Regions from separate parts of the Homo sapiens genome. Here region 2 is linked to region 1. The links are chromatin loops, found by intact Hi-C in ENCODE. Cell type or tissue: PC-9. All regions are shown on one strand. Each heading gives the region's core, and the rest is flanking DNA. Links, peaks and the distances in the headings are about the cores only.

Evidence for each region. Peaks named below come from ENCODE experiments on the same cell type or tissue, not always from the same donor. Only the 100,000 strongest peaks of a DNase experiment are listed, where the experiment ranks them.
Region 2: a loop joins it to region 1, with 5 times the contacts of the local background. A loop is called at or near these places in 3 of 110 quality-filtered maps.

What each region holds. Positions count from the first base shown.
Region 1 is chr2:127,188,068-127,204,042 of GRCh38, reverse strand. It overlaps CYP27C1 (cytochrome P450 family 27 subfamily C member 1), which reads left to right. Exons shown (of 9, transcript NM_001367502.1): 3 at 472-671; 4 at 2,712-2,921; 5 at 4,504-4,667; 6 at 8,542-8,708; 7 at 10,176-10,254; 8 at 10,746-10,949. Among named protein-coding and RNA genes, the nearest start is that of CYP27C1, 24 kb to the left of the region's middle. RefSeq lists a silencer at 6,796-7,090. In PC-9, for the core only: CTCF peaks have their summits at 5,864, 6,065 (motif pointing left) and 6,930 (motif pointing left); a DNase peak (open chromatin) is centred at 6,042.
Region 2 is chr2:127,062,371-127,066,370 of GRCh38, reverse strand. BIN1 (bridging integrator 1) reads left to right here. Exons shown (of 19, transcript NM_139343.3): 8 at 2,353-2,438; 9 at 2,725-2,800. Among named protein-coding and RNA genes, the nearest start is that of BIN1, 43 kb to the left of the region's middle. RefSeq lists a silencer at 1,117-1,585 and enhancers at 1,304-1,598, 720-1,919, 1,448-2,273, 3,724-4,000. In PC-9, for the core only: CTCF peaks have their summits at 1,395 and 1,604; a DNase peak (open chromatin) is centred at 1,370; H3K27ac peaks cover 2,034 bases.

The DNA of each region.
Region 1 (15,975 bases), core at 3,824-7,823:
TCCACCCATCTTGGCCTCCTAAAGTGCTGGGATTACAGGCATGAGCCACCATGCCTGGCCCTCTTTTTCTTTTTTAATATCAGTACTTACTTCATTTATATATACATATGTATGCATATATATATATATTTTTCTTTTGCTAATTAGCAATCTCATTTCTTTATTACAATATTATTTCAAGATTTTTTAAAGGAAGTCGTATTACTTTTACTAAAGATTATTACTTACCACTGGTAGTTTTTTCCTTAAAGTTTGCTTCAAAGGCAAGAGTGTAAGAAGCTCTAACAGGCTCCAGGGCTGCAGTTATTAACTTCTCTCTCCCCAGCAAAAAGTCTTTCCTGTCTTAATTCTACTTTGTTGGGCAGCTCTTGTTGATTCTTTATGGCTGAAATTTTTTCTAGAGGTTCCTTGAATTCTTTCCCAGAATGTCAGTGTAAGTAAGATGATTTGAAACTCACTTGATTCTTCTAGGGAGGGTGAACAGTGGCTCAAGATGAGAAGCGTATTGAGACAAAGAATTCTGAAACCGAAAGATGTGGCCATTTATTCTGGAGAAGTCAACCAAGTTATTGCTGACTTAATTAAAAGAATCTACCTCCTCAGGAGCCAGGCAGAAGATGGAGAAACCGTGACCAATGTCAATGATCTTTTCTTCAAATATTCAATGGAAGGTGAGGTGGAATCAGCAGGTGGGAAGGAGGGAAGAATGGATACTTGCCCCAAACCTGCAGATGTCATCTTGGATCATTCCCTGGGTCCCAGGCAGTGTGCTAAGTCTGGGACATACATGCATGTCACCTCCACGGTGCTAACGTGAACCTGGTGTGAACCACCGTTGACCAATGAGGAAACTGAGACTTTTTTTTTTTTTTTCTGAGATGAAGTCTTGCTCTGTCACCCAGGCTGGAGTGCTATGATGTGGTCTTGGCTCGCTGCAACCTCTGCCTCCCAGGTTCAAGCGATTCTCCTGCCTCAGCCTCCCGAGTAGCTGGGATTACAGGCACCTGCCACCACTCCCGGCTAATTTTTTGTATTTTTAGTAGAGACAGTGTTTCACCATGTTGGCAAGGCTGGTCTCGAACTCCTGACCTCGTGATTCGCCCGCCTTGGCCTCCCAAAGTGCTGGGATTACAGGCATGAGCCACTGCACCTGGCTGAAACTGGACTTAAAAAAGAACTTGCCCAATGCCACACCCCCATCCCTCTTTTTAGAGGCAGAAAGTTAGTTTCAAATTCAGGTCTTTTAAACTCAAGAAGCCATGTTCCTAATTACTAATTTACATGTTCAAAAAAAAAAAACATTTTGTTTGAGCATAATTTTTAAAAAGGAGTGAAGTTGAGAGGGCATCTACTTCAAACTCATTCTAGCTTTTAGTCATATTGAATGAGTGGTACATTCCTGTTCAAATAGCAATACCAAAAAGGCTTCAGTGAAGGTCTCCCTCTTTCCTGAATGCAGCAAAGGTCACTAGTCTCTCATGTATATGTCAAGAGATGTTTTATGCACATACAGAAAAACGCATGTGAATATTCTTTTTATTTTTAAACAATAAAGGGTAGTACACCAAACATACTGTTCTGCACCGTGCTTTCTCTTTACTTAAGAATGCATCTTGGGGCTGGGTGCGGTGGCTCACGCCTGTAATCCCAGCACTTTGGGAGGCCGAGGCGGGTGGATCACCTGAGGTCAGGAGTTTGAGACCAGTCTGGCCAACATGGTGAAACCCTGTCTCTACTAAAAATACAACAATTAACTGGGCCATGGTGGCGGGCACCTGTAATCCCAGAGACTTGGGAGGCTGAGGCAGGAGAATCGCTTGAACTAGAGAGGCGGAGGTTGCAGTGAGCCAAGACCACACAATTGTACTCCAGCATGGGTGACAAGAGTGAAACTCCATCTCAAAAAAAAAAAAAGCATGTTGGTCTAACATGGTGATGTTTGTGTAAAAAAAAAAAAATAGAATGCATCTTGGAGGACTTTCTATCAGCTTTCTCATCTTTTTTAAAAAAAGCTTACCTTCAACTTTCACTCAAGTTAGCTTTGCAGAGTTCTGATGTTAATTTTCTCTAAAATTAGTAACAAAATCATCCCAGAAGTGATTGGTAAATACAGTTCACAGCTCTGCCCGACACGGATTCATCCAGGCCACTTCTGCTGCGCCTTTAGCTCTCCAGGCCTGGGCTCTGCGTTTTGGCCAGGAGGAGTCACTTTTCAATTCCTCAAGTTGGGCAAGTGGCTGGAAGGCGATCCCCAGTGGCCAGGTGGGGCAGGGAGAGGCCATGTGAGGTTTGCCGACTCCTTCCTGAGAGGAGGGTGTTGGGGGAGAGCAGTGACACGCTCGGTGATTGTCCCCTCCCCAGGGCTCATCATTTCAGACCTGTGCTCCAGATCTGTCCCAGGGTCCTCCTCTGCAGCCTTAGCCAAGCTACTTAAACTCTCAGAGTCTTCGAATTTCCTCCAGAGAGTGGGCTTCTTCATCTGTGCCTCCCAGGGCTGTGGGGCTCCTTAGGTGAAGCAGCAACAGCACCACCTGTCAGCCCTAAATGCCAGCACCCTGCAGTTCAGGATGCAGAGAAATCCTCAGAGGGACGATGCCTCATTCATGAAAGGCACCTGGACCACGTTTGAAAGTTGCATTTATGGCCCAACATTGCCTGTTGGTATGGTAAATAATCTAGAAGAGGGTTTTCAAATTCTCTTTCCTGTCTAGGAGTGGCCACCATCCTTTATGAGAGTCGTTTGGGCTGCCTGGAAAACAGCATCCCACAGCTGACTGTGGAATACATCGAGGCCCTGGAGCTCATGTTTAGCATGTTCAAGACCTCCATGTATGCAGGCGCCATCCCCAGATGGCTTCGCCCCTTCATCCCAAAGCCCTGGCGGGAATTCTGCAGGTCCTGGGATGGACTCTTCAAATTCAGTAAGAGAAGAATTGAGAGCACCTTTTGCAGAAGCAGGTTGACCTGCCGTGTTGTGTGTCTAACTCTCATCCAGACAATGGGTGACCATAGCAGAGGATGCCTAGATGTAGTCACGTGTTAGTTTTTGGACCCATAACTTTTGGATTTTTTTTTTTTTTGAGACGGAGTCTGGCTCTGTCGCCCATGCTGGAGTGCAGTGGTGTGATCTCAGCTCACTGCAACCTCTGCCTCCTAGGTTCAAGTGATTATCATGCCTCAGCCTCCTGAGTAGCTGCGATTACAGGCACCTGCCACCATGCCTGGCTAATTATTTTGTATTTTTAGTAGAGATGGGGTTTCACCATGTTGGCCAGGCTGGTCTTGAATTCCTGACCTCAGGTGATCACCCACCTTGACCTCCTAAAGTGCTGGGATTACAAGTGTGAGCCACCACGCCTGGCCATGGATTTGTTTTTCAAAGAAGCAAAAAGCATGTGGGTTGTGACTACAGGTAACATGATCAGTTTTTTCATTTTAAAATAATTTTTATTTTCACTAGCATGCTAGCAGGGACAGGTACAAGTAAATGTCCATGCAAGATGATGTCTTTACTCCAAATAAATTGGTCAGTGCTTAAAATGTAGAGTTTCAGGTCCACGCACATTCATTTGAATGTGACAATTTTTGTTCAAATCCAAGGTGAGATTACAAAGAGATTTGTTTTCTTATGTGACTAAAATTTTTACTATAAAAGCATTGCCAAAAATAAAGAAATTATTTTCAAAATGCTTAGAACAATGTTCTAGAGCAATGCTAACACTGAATAAAGTGTTTCATGGTGTCTTTTCAAGATCAATATTTAGGCTGGGTGCAGTGGCTCACGCCTGTAATCCCAGCACTTTGGGAGGCCGAGGTGGGAGGATCACCTGAGGTCAGTAGTTAAAGACCAGCCTGGCCAACATGGCGAAACTGCGTCTCTACTAAAAATACAAAAATTAGCTGGGCGTGGTGGCGCGTGCCTGTAATTCCAGCTACTTGGGAGGCTGAGGCAGGAGAATGGCTTGAACCCGGGAGGCGGAGGTTGCAGTGAGCCGAGATCCTGCCACTGCACTCCAGCCTGGGCCACAGAGCGAGCCTCTGTCTTAAGGAAACAACAACAACCACAACATTTATTTGAATATAGAAGTCCTGAAGTCTGTGCTGTATGGTAACATCCCAGATAATAATGTGTGGCCTTTTCCCCTCCACTCATTTTCTCTTCTGAAAGTGTGGTAGAAAAAAATAAAAGAGTTTGCATTTTGTTACTCATATTATATAAATAATTTATTTGGCTATTGGATTAGTAAAGCAAACATCTGCAAATATCCTACAGCTTATTTTTAAAAAGGAAGATACGTTTAGCTTGTCTTTTAACTTTTCATTCATTTACATAAGCAAGTGTATGAGTGAAACTCCCAGGTTGACGTTAGATAAATTGGGTTTCCTTACCCTCTGTCACCTGCCACTGGTTTAGTTAAGCTACTGGGAGGACAGAGGGCTTTGAGACTGAAAAGATGATTCTCAACCCAAACTCCTTTCAAAAGAAATACTGTTTTCAAACAGGCCAAATTCATGTTGACAACAAGTTGAGGGACATACAGTACCAAATGGACCGAGGCCGGAGGGTGAGCGGGGGACTTCTCACATACCTCTTCCTTAGCCAGGCTCTGACGCTGCAGGAGATCTACGCCAACGTGACTGAGATGCTGCTGGCCGGCGTCGACACGGTGAGTCTGGGGGTCCTGTTCTCAGCAAGCAACACACGATAACCCCTTCCTCATCACCTCATGGACGTTGTCTACTTTTTTGGAGCGGGAGGATGGAGTTTTACTCTATTGCCCAGGCTGGAGTGCAATGGCATGGTCTCGGCTCACTGCAACCTCTGCCTCTCAGGTTCAAGTGATTCTCTTGCCTCAGCCTCCAGAGTAGCTGGGATTACAGGCGCCCGCCACCACTTCCAGCTAATGTTTTGTACTTTTAGTAGCAACGGGGGTTTCACCATGTTGGCCAGGCTGGTCTCGAACTCCCGGCCTCAGGTGATCCACCCGCCTTGGCCTCCCAAAGTGCTGGGATTACAGGCATGAGCCACTGCGACTGGCCGTTGTCTACTTTTAAGGCAGATTTGTTTAGCACACTGTTCATGTTTGTACTAGGCCTGCTGCACTGCTGGGGGGCTCCAGGAGGAGAAAACTCTGTGTATGCAGTCACGCCTCACTTAATGATGCAGATTTGTTCTGAGAAATGCGTTGTTGGGTGGTCCTGTCATTGCGTGAACATCTTAGAGTGTATTTACACAAACCTAGATGGTAGCCTACCACATACCTAGGCTGCACGGTAGAGCCTATTACTCCTAGGCTACACAACTGTACGGAATGTTACTGTACTGAATACTGTGGGCAGCTGGAACACAGTGGTAAGTATGTGTGTATCTAACATACTTAAACATTGGCAAGCTACAGTACAAATGTGGCTTTATAATCTTATGGGATCACCATTGTATATTGGGTCCATCATTGACCAAAACATCACTATACGATGCATGATTGTATATTAAATGTAAGGTGCATAATGATTTCTGTGAAAAGCATAACCAAAATTCCATTAGCACACACACAAAATGATAATAAATGTTTAAAGTTTACAAATCATTCCTGATTTGTAAACATTTTGTCATTGTTTCATAATTTCATACATGAAGAGGGTACAGACATTAAAAACCTTATTAGTTATCATTTAAAATATTCCAGGCCATGGAATTTATTTATAAAGCCAAGAATTCATTTCATTCACTCCCCAATTTGTTCTATAAAGCCAACATAACTTCAAAACCAAAACCTGCTAAAGAGAGTGTAAAGAAAGTAAACTAAAGCAGTTTGGTTGATGAGTGCGTGTGTGTGTGTGTGTGTGTGTGTGTGTATCAACAAATTCCCTGTGAATGGAGCCCAGTAGCATGGCAGATCAATGATACACTGGGACCAGGGAGGGTTCATATCAGAATGAGACAGAGCACTGCCCATTAACCTGGGGGGAACCCACAGGCTATCCGATGGGAAAGGAAGAGGCAGACCAGCATGTATACTGTGTCCTGTGAGTAAGATGCAGCGGCACCGCCCCCTCCCGGCTGTGTGCATCTGCACATCTGTCCGTGACTGTGCGAACACAGAGCAGCGCGTGGAGGGAACACACTAGATAGTTAACATGGGTTTTTGGCTGGCTGGGGGTGGCATGGTCCGGGGGGAATAAGGAGCCAAGTTCCTTTCAAAAGCACATGTGTAATATGATACAATTAATAGGATACGTGTGAAAATGATCGCCGTGTAGGTACAGGTGAAAGCAGTTGTAAAATTTGCTAAAAGGAAATGGCAAAACAGGGAGGAGCTAGGCTGATGCTTTCAGTGGGTGGAAGATAATGAAATTTCTGGCTGGAAACTGGGGAAGCTGCGGGCTGGGGTGCTGCTGGTGGTCGGGTGGAAAGAGAGAATTAAGATTGCGTGACGCTTCGCTGTTTCCAAAGCATTGCACGCACACCCTGCCTGTCTCACAGCTTCCTCTAAGGTAGGAGTCATTGACTTCATTAACAGGTGGGGAAACTAAACAACCAAGCCCATCATCTCAAAGCTTTTCCTTTGCACGGGTGCTTCCCGGCCTTGAATAAGGCACGCCCCGCACAGACCTACATCTTAAAGGGGCAAAAAAGCCTCAAGGCTTTATTTTTATTGTAATATCACTTAAGCATGTAAAAGCGAAAAACAAAACAAAACAAAACAAAAACAAACCCACACAGCATAAACTCCTTATTCTTTTGGATTTTGTGCAACAATAAAACAAAAAGTATATGAACTAAATGCAAACTAAATGATGCAATCAATGAGAATTCTAATTAACTACCTGAATGTGATGGTGTGGATTCGCTCAAATTAAGACACCACTTGAAAGGTGAAGAAATCAATGAATGGCTTCGTCGCTGAGCTTGTGCCTCCTGTCCCCTGGTGGTAACTAAGAACATCACAATGAGGTGGCATTCAGAAGGAAGCTGTTCCTTTTAGCATCCTACAATAGAAGCCAGGGAACAAATTCTTACAACTTCATACTGATTTTTAAAAATTAGTATGATTTTATTGCGGTATAACTTATGCATAGTCAACTCCATTTAAACTGCATAATGCGATACAGATTTTTGACAGATGGAATCATTTATGAAACCACTGCCACATTTTTCTAAACATTGATGAGAATGGAATCATATAGCATGCTGTCTTTTCCATCTGGCTTCCTGCACTCAGAAGAATGACTCAGGTTCATTCATGTGGTGGCATAGAACAGTAATTGATTCTTTTTTATTACTAAGTAGTATTCCATTGTATGGATATACCACATTTTTTCCATAAAAATGTGATCTAAATAGAAATTTTCTATTCTCTTGATAGGAAGCATCTAAGTAATCTTTTATAATTTATAAGACCTTGCACATTATATTATATATACAAGAGGGCTGCCCTCTAAAACACGTGATATCTTCTACAAGAAAATGATATCAATATTGCCTGCTTAAATTAGTTTTTTTTTTTTGGTGAAAGAGAAAGGCCTTTATACTGTGGCATTTCCTTGTTTACTAGAGAGTGAAATGTAGTCCCATAGATGATACTATTGATTTTAGCGAAAATCTTGGGACCTACGAGAATAAAACAATTATTTTCAATAAGTAGAAAGGTTTGAGAAGAGGTATAAAAAATGACATGGCTGACCGGGCGTGGTGGCTCACGCCTGTAATCCCAGCACTTTGGGAGACCCGAGGTGGGCAGATCACAAGGTCAGGAGTTCCAGACCATCCTGGCTAACAGTGAAATCCTGTCTCTCCTAAAAATACAAAAAATTAGCCGGGCGTGGTGGTGAGCGCCTGTAGTCCCAGCTACTCGGGAGGCTGAGGCAGGAGAATGGCATGAACCCGGGAGGCAGAGCTTGCAGTGAGCCGAGATCGCGTCACTGCATTCCAGCCTGGGCGACAGAGCGAGACTCCGTCTCAAAAAAAAAAAAAAAGACACTGCTTTGCATAGACGAGTTATTGACTTGCTCTGTGTGGACCTTACTTGATGAAGGCAGGACACGATGGCTAACTAGTGATCTCCTGTGCACTCCAATCTCTAGATTAGGGCAGCCAGAGTGGGCCGGGCCCAGCATCCTGGGGATGCCGGGGGGCAGCCTGAGGCCCTTTCTGGCACACACCGAGCAAGCCCTGCAAAGAAGGTCACACAAAGTCCCAGCAGATCCTCCAGGCTCCACGGCATCCCTGACATATTGCTCTTCAGTGATTAAAAAAAGCTCCAGGATCATTTTTCCTGTGGCTCTTCATGACAGGAGCACATGAATCATAGAGTCAATGTCACTTGCCAAATACGTTCAGTTATTTATTTATTTATTTATTTGCCATGAATTAAGGAAACAGTCTTTCGTTTTTAGTAAGACATTAGGTGCTATATGGAATTGGATGAGTTTGACTTTGTGCTGTGTGTATTCCCAGGGGACTTCCTACCTGCCACCGCCTCTGTTTCAGTCCCTGGTGTTACTCACTGCCTGCCTGTGTCTGCCACTTTCTCTCCTTAGACGTCCTTCACCTTGTCTTGGACTGTGTACCTCCTGGCAAGGCACCCAGAAGTGCAGCAGACGGTGTACCGGGAGATTGTGAAGAATTTAGGGGAAAGGCATGTTCCAACTGCAGCTGATGTCCCCAAGGTCCCGCTGGTCAGAGCTCTCCTTAAGGAAACCCTGAGGTAAAAGGCTCGCCAGAATCCGTCAACAAACTGTGTCCCTTAGGTCCCTGGTTCTCTATCACAACAAGTCCTCCAAATGCCCCCCCGGCTGACCTGTTCAGGATGAGGATGTTCGTGACTGTTATTTTTTCTCTGCTCTTGTCAGAATAGCAGAAAGACCATTCTGTTTTATGGGTCGACATAATCCTTGTTCTCTGTAAAGATCTTTGGGCCAGGCACAGTGGCTCACGCCTGTAATCCCAGCACTTTGGGAGGCCAAGGCAGATTACCTGAGGTCAGGAGTTCAAGAGCAGCCTGGCCAACATGGTGAAACTGCGTCTCTACTAAAAATACAAAAATTAGCAGGGCGTGGTGGTAGGCACCTGTAGTCCCAGCTACTTGGGAGGCTGGGGCAAGAGAATCGCTTGAAGTTAGGTGATGGAGCCAAGATTGCACCAGTGCACTCCAGCCTGGGCAACAGAGCGAGGCTCTGTCTCAAAAAAAAAAAAAAAAGAAAAAAGATCTTTGGAGCAGTCATTGAATATTGTCCCTGCTTTAGCCAATTGGCTTACTGGGGGTTTCCCAAAATGTTCCTGGGTCAATGGCCTTTGACTTTGTTCCTCTGAAGATAACACGAAACAAGATCGATTTGTTAGGAAAATAGTTTGACCTGTTCAGCTGATTTGCAGACCTGGATACAAACCTCATGGTTCTTGAGTGAATGTTCTCATCTGGGTTTAGACGCCACCCAGTGAGGCTCAATTACTCCCAGACAGGGCTTTCCTGACAAACAGAAAAGCCGGAGGGATGTGGGTTGTCCTGGGTTGAGGGGATGGTTTGGGTAGGAGGTGGGATTAGGGACGGATTACATCCCTTCCCCCAAACACGGCATCCTCTGTGAGGAAATGCTGCGACAAAAAGCAAAGCTTGTTTTCTGCAGTATATACTAAAGAATTCTTTCAAAGCTGACTTGATAATGACCGTCAACCTATATAGCATGCTGTTGAACCTCAAAATTAAAAAAAAAGAAGCAGCTGGCTGTGGGGTTTATTGGTATTTGTCAATTAAAGTTTTATTCAGGGTTTTCTGAGATAATCCGATCGCCGAAGTATCTTTTCTCCAAATGCATTTCATGGGGCCTTAAGTCCTATGAACTATTCCTTGATAAAGTGGTCCCGTGGTCACATAAAATATTAGAAACTTGGAATTTCCCTCCTGGGAACACAATGGCATGTGAAAGGCTTGGCTTTGTGTTTTGCAAATGTTTTGCTTTGGGAGTCTTTTCCACATTCCTCAGAATACTCGCTGGTAAAGCAAGCCAACAAAGAAGCAGCAAAGGTCCTTGCAAAATGTTTCAGTTGAAAATGTACCATGTGTTACTTTTTAAGAATTTTTAATGGAAATGGGAATATATCCAGGGTTCTGAACGTTCAATAAAATACTGTGAAAGTCACCACGCCATTCCCGTCCCCGCTGGCTCTTTTCCAGGCTGTTTCCAGTGCTGCCAGGGAACGGCCGGGTCACCCAGGAAGACCTGGTTATTGGCGGGTATCTGATTCCGAAAGGCGTGAGTTTGGGGCCATGGGGGTGGCCAGGCCTTGCGGGTCGGGGTTGAATTGGAATCTGCTTCTACCTTCAGGAAGTCTTTGTCCCTAAGCAGAGATCAATAGGTTTCCTTTTCTTTTGCATGTATTTTAAGATGAAGATGGGGTGTTGGGAGAAAGGAAGGGAATGGTGTGATCTCACTGCTCTGGAAACTTACTGCTCACCAGCAAGGCAGCCCATGCTCCTTGGCCTGCTCCCCAGGCCGTGTGGAAGTGGCCAGTCACCGCTGGGAGTCTCTGAAGGGCTCGACGGTCTTCTCAGTGGCTGCAGTGACATTTGGGGTGCAGTGTGGAGTGGGAAGGGGGGAGCGGCTGCCATCCTGGGTGTGAGTGGACCCGGGCGGCCCCCAGGCGGGAGCACCCCGGGAGACTGTCCGGCTAGGGCTCTGGGCCCTGCCCTGCTCTTGAGTGATTCTGCCCCTTTTCCCTTTTCTGTCATCCCTGATTTCCTCAGACCCAGCTGGCCCTTTGCCACTATGCCACATCGTACCAGGATGAGAACTTCCCTCGGGCCAAGGAGTTCCGGCCTGAGCGCTGGCTGCGGAAAGGAGACTTAGATAGAGTTGACAATTTTGGATCCATCCCCTTTGGTCATGGGGTTCGCAGCTGCATAGGGCGGAGAATTGCAGAACTGGAGATTCACCTCGTCGTGATCCAGGTAGGGCGTGGAGGCCAAACGTTGGCCTTTGGGTTCGGCCTCTTTCTACTGGGCACAACAGGATAAAGACTTCCAGGTTGAAAAGCAAAGACGGTTTTGGAAACTTAAGATCAAGAGCCGTCAGGCACTGTGGCTCACACCTGTGGTCCCAGCTACTCAGGAGGCTGAGGCGGGAGGCTCACTTGAACCCAGGAGTTCAAGGCTGCAGTGAGCCGTGATCACACCACGGCACTCCAGCCTGGGCGACAGAGTGAGACCCTATCCAAAAATAAGAGCTCTGCATGATATCCTTTGAAAATGCCTCCCCATCTCCCGTGCCCACCCTGTCCTCCAACCGCGTGGCTACACTCTGAGAAACCCTGGAGGTCTAAGCGAGGCCCTGTGGGGATTGGGGACCCCGCCTCCACCTCTAGTGGCCGTGTCTGCAGTTAGGAGCTGGCCTCTCAGGCACCGTCAGCAGCAGCCCCCCCCCCCGGGAAAGGCACAGTGGTGCTCTTGCTGGTCTCCTTTGTTTAACTGACCCAACCATTTACACAGAGCAGTGGTTCTCAAGCTTCTTAGGTTGTGAAACATCAGGAAGCCCTGGGTGTTGTTACAGAACACCTTACATGTGAAGATACATAATTCTGGGTTTGCACCGTATCTGGATTCAGGCTATAGCAGGAACTAAATAACACCTGAAGGAAATTTTATAAAAGTAAAGTCAATGGCGGAGAAAATTCCACCCATTAGCCTCTCCTGCAAGTTGGAGAAGACTGTTTCAGCGACGGGAAACCTTGGCCCGAAGTTTGGGAGCTCCATCGTTGCCTGAACATTTGGAGAATGTGGGGAGTGCCTGGTGACCTCATCTCCCCATTTTACTGATGAGGAAACCGAGGCTCAGAAAGCAACAGCCACTTACCAAGTCCCACAGTGGCAGGTGCAGGGCAGGATCCAGGTGTCTTGACTTTTCCCCTACAAGTCATGCAGGTGCCCCCTCCAGGCTCACTGGGAGACCGGAGCTGGGCAGAAGGGAGAGTAAGGGACCAGGGAAGCCTGGTTGGCTGGGAGGAGGGGTAGAGGGATTCTGGATGGTCAGGCTCAGGGTGGGCACCAGAGCTGGAGAAGGTAAGGGTCTACTGCCCAGGGAGGAGGCACAGAACGAGGTGTGGGGAGAACCCCCACTGGCTCAGGGCTGGCTCTGGAGGCACAGGTGGCCCATGAGACTCTGCTGGGGTGGGGCTGGTGGGACCAAGTGGCCATCCCACCTTTGTGTGGATGTGGCCGCTGCCCCTGTCCCTGGGAGTATGTGAGTGGCAGCTCGATGTGTAGGGGGAGCTCAGGGCAAGCTGGCTTCACCCTCAGTTCTGCCACTTGCTGGCTCCGGGACCTTGGCAGGTTTCTCAGCCACCTGAGCTGAGCCTGTCACGTCATTTACAAAAGGGGCCAAATCCCTGCCTGATAGGTGTGTGAGGAGTAAAAACAGTCCACGTACAGAGTCTGTGCCCAAGAAGTGGAAGCTGTTCTCATCTTCTGAGCCCTGCACTAAGTCTGCTGTGGGGAGTGTTTTCAGGAAGGTCTCAGCTCCCTAAAATGCTGCTGTGCCTCCCGCAGCCACTGCACCCTCCCGAAGGGCATCGGTGAGTTGGGAGGGATGCTTGTTGCCCCCAGGCTCTGGCTGCCTGAAGAACCGGGGTAGACACCTGAGCAAGAGGCCAGCGGTGAAATGGTATTTGGAGCTCGTGATGGGGTCTTGTTTGCTGCTGTCAACATATGAATATAACTGCTAAAGTTTTTGCTTAAAAAGTCCTCATTTCTACCTGGGCAAGTGTAGAAAGGGAGCATCACGGTTTTTATTTTATTTTATTATTTTTTTTGAGTCTTGCTCTGTCGCCAGGCTAGAGTGCAGTGGTGCAATCGGCTCACTGCAACCTCCGCCTCCTGGGGTCATGCAATTCTCCTGCCTCAGCCTCTGGAGTAGCTGAGATTACAGGTGCCCATCACCACGCCCAGCTAATTTTTGTATTTTTAAGTAGAGATGGGGATTCATCATGTTGGCCAGGCTGGTCCCGAACTATTGACCTCAAGTGATCCACCTGCCTTGGCCTCCCAAAGTGCTGGGATTACAGGTGTGAGCCACTGTGCCTGGCCCATGATTTTTTTTTTTTTTTTTCAGAGTCTCACCCTGTCACCCAGGCTGGAGTGCAGTGGCGCAATCTCGGGTCGCTGCAACTCTGTCTCCCGGGTTCAAGCGATTCTCCTGCCTCAGCCTCTGGAGTAGCTGGGATTACAGGCACCTGCCACCATGCCCAGCTAATTTTTTGTATCTTTAGTAGAGACGGGGTTTCACCATGCTGGCCAGGGTGGTCTCGAACTTCTGACCTCAAGTGATCCATCGCCTCGGCCTCCCAAAGTGCTGGGATTACAGGTGTGAGCCAGCACGCTTGGCCCATGATTTTTAATTGTTAAGAAAAAAGCCAGGCACTGTGGCTCACACCTGTAATCCCAGCACTTTGGGAGGCCAAGGCAGGCAGATCATGAGGTCAGGAGTTCGAGACCAGCCTGACCAACATGTGAAATCCCATCTCTACCAAAAATACAAAAATTAGCCAGGCCTGGTGGCGGGTGCCTATAATCACAGCTACTTGGGAGGCTGAGGCAGGAGAATTGCTTGAACCCAGGAGGCAGAGGTTGCAGTGAGCTGAGATCGTGCCACTGCACTCCAGCCTGGGTGACAGAGTAAGACTCTGTCTCAAAAAAAAAAAAAAAAAAGAAAAAAAAAAGAGAAGCCACAAATAGTACCAGGAATGAGCAGGAAGGCACAACTGTATAGACAGGAGTTTATTTTTTTTTAATCAAGAAAATACCTAAAACAGTTTTTTTGCCAATGAATTTGAAGACTTAGATAAAGCATACTGTTTACTAGAAAAAATATAAGTGATCCAAATTGACTCAAATGAAAGAGAACAGACCTAAGATATCGAATCAGTGAGAGCAGATCAAAGAAATGAGTCAGTGGTAAAAAGATTTACCCCTAAATTATCCTGAACCTAGACAGGGTTATTGGCAAGTTTTATCAAACCTTCAGGGAACAGGTAATCATCATCTTATATAAATAGAGAATAGAAAAAGGAAGTCTCATTTTGTGAGACTTGCATAACCTTGATATTCAAACCTGGAAAGGATGATATGGAAAATAAAAACTACAGGCTGGCCTGACTGATTAATAATTGAAGATAGAAAATGTGCAAAATCAACAGTTGGCAGGCTGAATGTATAAAACGGAAAGGCATCTTCACATATCATCAGGTGTATTCAGGAATGCAAGGATGGTCTGCCTAGAGAAAATCTGTCAGTAGAATTCACCAAGATAAAAAGGAGGAAAATTACATGAGCATCCCAAAAGATAATTGATAAAATTCAACCCCAATTAATGAAGAAAGTCTCTTGGCACAGAAGCAACAGTGGAGCCTTTCTTTTTTTTTTTTTTTTTAATTTTACTTTAAGTTCTGGGATACATGTGCAGAACACGTAGGTTTGTTACATAGGTATACATGTGCCATGGTGGTTTGCTGCACCCATCAACCCGTCCACTAGGTTTTAAGCCCCACATGCATTAGGTATTTGTCCTAATGCTTTCCCTCCTCTTCCCCCTATCCCCCTGACAGGCCCCTGTGTGTGATGTTCCCCTCCCTGTGTCCATGTGTTCTCATTGTTCAACTCCCAACAGTGGGGCCTTTCTTAACCAAATAAATGGCGTCTGCCCCAACAGTACAGGAACATGCCTGAAGGCTACTGGGAAGGAAAGGGACAGCTTTCATGGTGTGATATTAATGTGTTCCCTTAAAATCAGGAAAAAGATATTTGATTGAACAGGAATGTTTGGAAGATCCACCCCAGCTCCCTGGGAGCTGGAAACTGGATGTAGGGGGGCGGAGGGGGGGGGCAGTGTTTTTTGTCTTTTGTCTCCTGCATAGTTTTAATTTTTTCAACAAACAAACCACTCAGAAAAGAAAAAATACCGTGTGGCACGATGGCCTTGAAGTTAGGAGACCCACATGTCCACATGTGAGTCTTCCCTCTACCGCATGGGAATGAGCAGGCGTTTCTGAGAGGTCAGCACGAGGGGTCAGAGGTTAGGTGTTTAGGCTGAGCCACCCAGATGCCAGCACATGATGTAGCTGCCTGAAAACATGCTGTTCAGCTCATTTCTTTAATAGTGACAAAGGCATGAGTTCCGCCTGCGTCCCCATTGCAAGACTTGACCCTTGAGCCTTGGTGCCCTGTCTGACTCTTAATTATTTAAAAGAGATACCTTAAAGAGATAATCGCTTTAGGGTGATGGATACTTTGGTGTTCTTTCAAACTCACTGTGTAGGTACATTCCAGTTTTACCCTGGGAGGCAGGGCTGGTTCTGCTTTTGAACTATAGAAATGAGAGATGGAATCAAAGGTACGAACCAAGATCAACAATCTCATCATTCATTCCTTTTTCATTACTATTCACTATTACCAGCACAAGTGATTGTAAATTAGGCTCTGAGGAGAGCTCTACCTCTCCTTTCAATAGTGTTAGAGGCCGAGAGTGGTGGCTCATACCTATAATCCCAGCACTTGGGGAGGCGGAGGTGGGAGGATCGTTGGAGGTTAGGAGTTCAGGAGCAGCCTGGGCAACAAAACGAGTCTTTGTTTCTATGAAAAAATTAAAAAGTTAGCCAGATGTGATGCATGCCTGTAGTCCCAGCTACTGAGGAGGCTGAGGTTGGAGGATCACTTGAGCCCAGGAGGTTGAGGCTGCAGAGAGCTGTGATCACGCCATGGGGTCCCAGCCTGGAGCCCCAGCCCATTCTGGGTGCAGCTTCTTTGCCTGGGAGACAAAGCTGGACAGAGAGGAAGGGCAGGGCGGGGACAGCCTGGGCGCTAAGTAGGAGACTATGGTATTGCCAGCTCATCTGCCCCCTGCCCTTTCCAAATGGGCTGAAAGCAAGGTCCCTCCTCCCCCCAGGAGCCTGTCCGTGGACAGAAGTCTTTAGAGCAGGTTACCTGT
Region 2 (4,000 bases), core at 1-4,000, 130 kb after region 1:
ACCCTGGGGGAGCAGCGAGAGGGTGAGGCAGGTGATCACACCTTTGGGTGCTGGGCTGTGGGTGTTTCACATTTTGGCCAAACTAGCTGTCCCATTTGGGTCCCATCTTTATTTGAGCACATCCTCCTTGTCCCCAGCCCACTCATACCTGGCTGGAGGCTGGAGAGCCTTTGGAGTGGCCTGTGGGCAGCTGGCTGGCTGTGAGATGGCACAGCTGGGACTCCGGGGCTGCCCTGCTTGGGAACTTGACTTTGGGGAGATAGTGCATCCTCTCTAGGCTGCACCAGGGGGCTGGCCGGCTCCATGCAGACCCTGGGCTAGTTCTGAGCTGCTCTCCACACCTGCCTCAGCGTCCTGAATGCTGTCCTCGGGACCCCGGGCCCATGTGACTCTGCTCTTCCCCACTGTTAGCTTCAGTGGAGCTGGGGTGGGGGCACTCTCTCCTCATGGCAGACAGCCCTCACCTTACTCCCTGCCCCTTCCACATGCTTCCTAAAGAGCCAGAATATGAGGAATGTCACCCAAAGGGAATACAAGACACGGGTCCTGACTTCCAGGAACTCAAGCGGAACTGTCCCCGCTCTTGCTCTCGGCAGCGTTGCTGAGCGGTGAGAGCACGGCTGGGTGCAGATGTTCCCACAGACAAGCTGCGGTGCTGTCTTCACTGCTGTCCCCACCGTTGCCATCTGGGGAGTTGTGGGGGTGGTGGCTGCATCCTCATGGAGAGGGGGTCCTAGTGGGTACAGGAGCCGGGTGGTCCAGGCAGGTTCTTACGGAATGTGGGACTTTAGACCCACTGTTGGCAGTTGAGGGCAGGGGGTATGTGTGATGGTGCTCAGCTCACAACAGTACCCCTAGGACTCACTCATTTTATGAGTTCCATAGAACCATGGTTGGCAGCCCCCCTGCCAGGTAATGGGACACCCAGGGGAGTAGGGCAGGGATGGCCCAGCCATAGCCTGGAGACGGAGGAGGGGCAGTATTCCCCTCCTGGTGTGGGGTGCCCAGGGTCCCTGGATCCAAGAGAGGTGTGCATGTTGGAATAGACATTCTTCCCCACCCCCCGCTCCCCATTCTGCCTTTAAATTTTTATTAGATTCTGAAAAGCCAGGCAAGGAGCCCACGCCCACTCTAGCGAGTAGCTGGAGGTAACCTTTCAGAAGCCATGGTGGCCCCTCCTCCAGTCCCAACCCAAGTCACTGGGCCTAGGGGCTGACCTGGGCTAGTCCTGGTGTCTGAGGCTGGATGGGACAGCTGGCTGGGCTTGGGGCAATCGTGTGCTTTGTGGTTAAGTGGCCTTCCGGCCATCTGGCTGCCTTTGCCAGAAGGCGGCCCAGCCTGGGCCCCAGCCCCGGCCTGAGAACGTGAGGCTGCTGGCGGGAAGTTTCCCTAGGCGGGGCCTGACACTTTCCTGGGCTGTGACTCAGACCCCGAATCCCTGAGTCACTCTCGCCGGCAGTGTCCTCCCGCAGTGAGCCAGCACAGCCCCTTCCCTGGGCGGGCTGGGCACCGGGCAGGGTCTGTGACTCACCTGCTGCCCGCAGTCCCTTCCCCAGCACTCTGTGGCCGTGTGATGGGGCCTGAGCACCACTGCCTGGTGGGTGTGAGTGCCTGGAGGATGCAGGGCCTGCCCTGGGGAAGGTGTGGGCTAGGAGTGGGACCAGGCACAGCCCAGCTGCCTGGCTGCCTCCTCCCTGGCCCTGCACCCTCCTCTAGGGTCCCCCTGACATTCCTAGAGGTGCCTGAGTGGCTGCCTCTGGTCTCCCTCTGGTGGGGACAGGTCCCAGGAGAGGGCTTTGTGGGAAGGACCATCCCTGGGAGGTGAAGTGAAGGCTGGTGGCTGAGGCTGCCAGGAGCTGGCCCTCAGAAATGGGGAGGGAGCACTCAGGGGCGGGGGCAATTGGGGGCAGCGACAGATGCTGCCCTGAGAGCCAGAAGGCAGTGGCAGGGCTGGCACCTAGCCTGAGGAGGTTCATTGTGGAAGTGGGCAGGGTCCCCACTTGGCTGGGTCTGGGGTCTGCCTCTGTGCATGTCCCGTGTCCAGCTCGCCAAGCCCCAGGCTTGCCCCTCTTGTTGTGCCCTACTCCACGCTCACTGCCCTCCCGGCCACGTGGGCCTCTCTTTGGCAACGGCTGCTCAGCCCTCCCTTTCCCAGATGTCCTCAGGGTCCTGGAGGGCTGCAGGGGGAGGTCGCCAGCATGGGTGTCCACATCCAGTTCAGCCTCTGTCTTGCCCGGAGCCCTGGTCCCAGCGCACTGGCCAAGAGGGGTGGGCAGGAGGTGGGAGGACTGGCCATGGGGCTGGGCTGGCTGGGACGCCCAACAGAGGGGAATGACCCGTGCTGCCCCCCAGGCCGAGGAGGAGCTCATCAAAGCCCAGAAGGTGTTTGAGGAGATGAATGTGGATCTGCAGGAGGAGCTGCCGTCCCTGTGGAACAGGTGAGGCCCAGCACGGTGCCCAGCCTGCGTGGGGCAGTGTCCAGTCTGCGTGCTGCGGTGCCCAGTCTGCGTGCTGTGGTGCCCAGCCTGCGTGCTGCGGTGTCCAGTCTGCGTGCTGCGGTGCCCAGCCTGTGTGCTGCAGTGTCCAGCCTGAGTGCTGCGGTGCCTGGGCCCTCTCTGGTTTGTGCCTCTGATGAGCGTGTGTGGTCGCTCGTGGGTGGGTATTTCTGAGTTGCTGTCCTGACCTGCCTGTTCACCTGGCCCCCATCCTTCCGCCCTTCTGTAGCCGCGTAGGTTTCTACGTCAACACGTTCCAGAGCATCGCGGGCCTGGAGGAAAACTTCCACAAGGAGATGAGCAAGGTAGGCCATGGGGACCCCTCTGAGGGGCCACACCCCACCCTGGCCGAGGGTCAGAGTCAGAGTCGTGGGAGGGGCAGCCTGAACTCCTCCTTCCCTGCCAGGTTCAGCACACACCGGTGACCACAGGGCTCCCTCCCGGCCCTGTGGAACAGCCCCCTTCAGGAGTGCCTGGGCCCAGGAGGGCAGCAGGGCATGCTGGGGAGGCTTTGAGAGTGTCCTGGGTCCTTGCCTGGGTAGACCACCTGAGAATGTAGACCAGGCCCTCTCAAACTGTGAATGTGTTCTCTAGCAACCTTGGCCCAGGGAGTGCAGTGTTAGACAATGGTGGCAGTTTCTCAATTTGTAGGAAAAAATTACTAGCATTTTCTCAATTTTAATTTTTCTCCCATGCTTTTGAGACATTTAAATAGGCCTGTTTCGTCTGCGTGAATCCACTGTGCGACAGGGTCTGGTCTGATTAGCGTACCTTTCTCTCTTGTGTTATTTTCATTTTAACCTATCTGGCAACTAAAACGCAAAGCTGTTGAACTTTGCAGTTGGAGAGACCCAGGGCTGGCACCCCCGCCCCCAGTGGTGGGTCTGACTTTGTCTCTTGGGCCCAGATGGATGAAGTGATGATGGTGGATTCCAGGCCCAGGGTCGGAGGAGGAAAAGCAGCTTGGGGCCTCCCCTGACTCACACTTCTAAGTACGGTTTCCTGCCTTTTAGACTTTCTCTTTCCTTCTTAACTTTTCCTTTTTCCCTTCGAAGATTGGAGACAACTTACGAAAAGTTTAAAAAATAGAGAAAGGTGTTTCAGAGAAGGAACATTTATATAAAATTAGTCTGTAAAAATATATGCCACAGAACATAGTTGTTTATAAATAGGATGAAGATTCGGCTCTGAGCTCCCTAGTGGCCAAATCAAAGAGAGGAATATTCTCAGTAATGAGAATCACCGTGTGTGAGGAATAAACCTCCGCTCGTGCCTGTGCTTTCAGTGAAATATCTGGCAGTTGTAGTGTGGTCTGAAAGCATCTTGGCAAAATGACCTTAACAATTAAGATTAATGGTCTGCCAAAACAAGTTTTAAGAGAAAAATGTAAAAACAGTGCAAGCTCTATGTGGCATTTTAGGATATCCCTATAAGTAGGAGGGGAAAAGATGGCTTCCAGAGACAGCAGGCATTAGTGATATAGCCCACTTGCCCCGTTTTGTTGC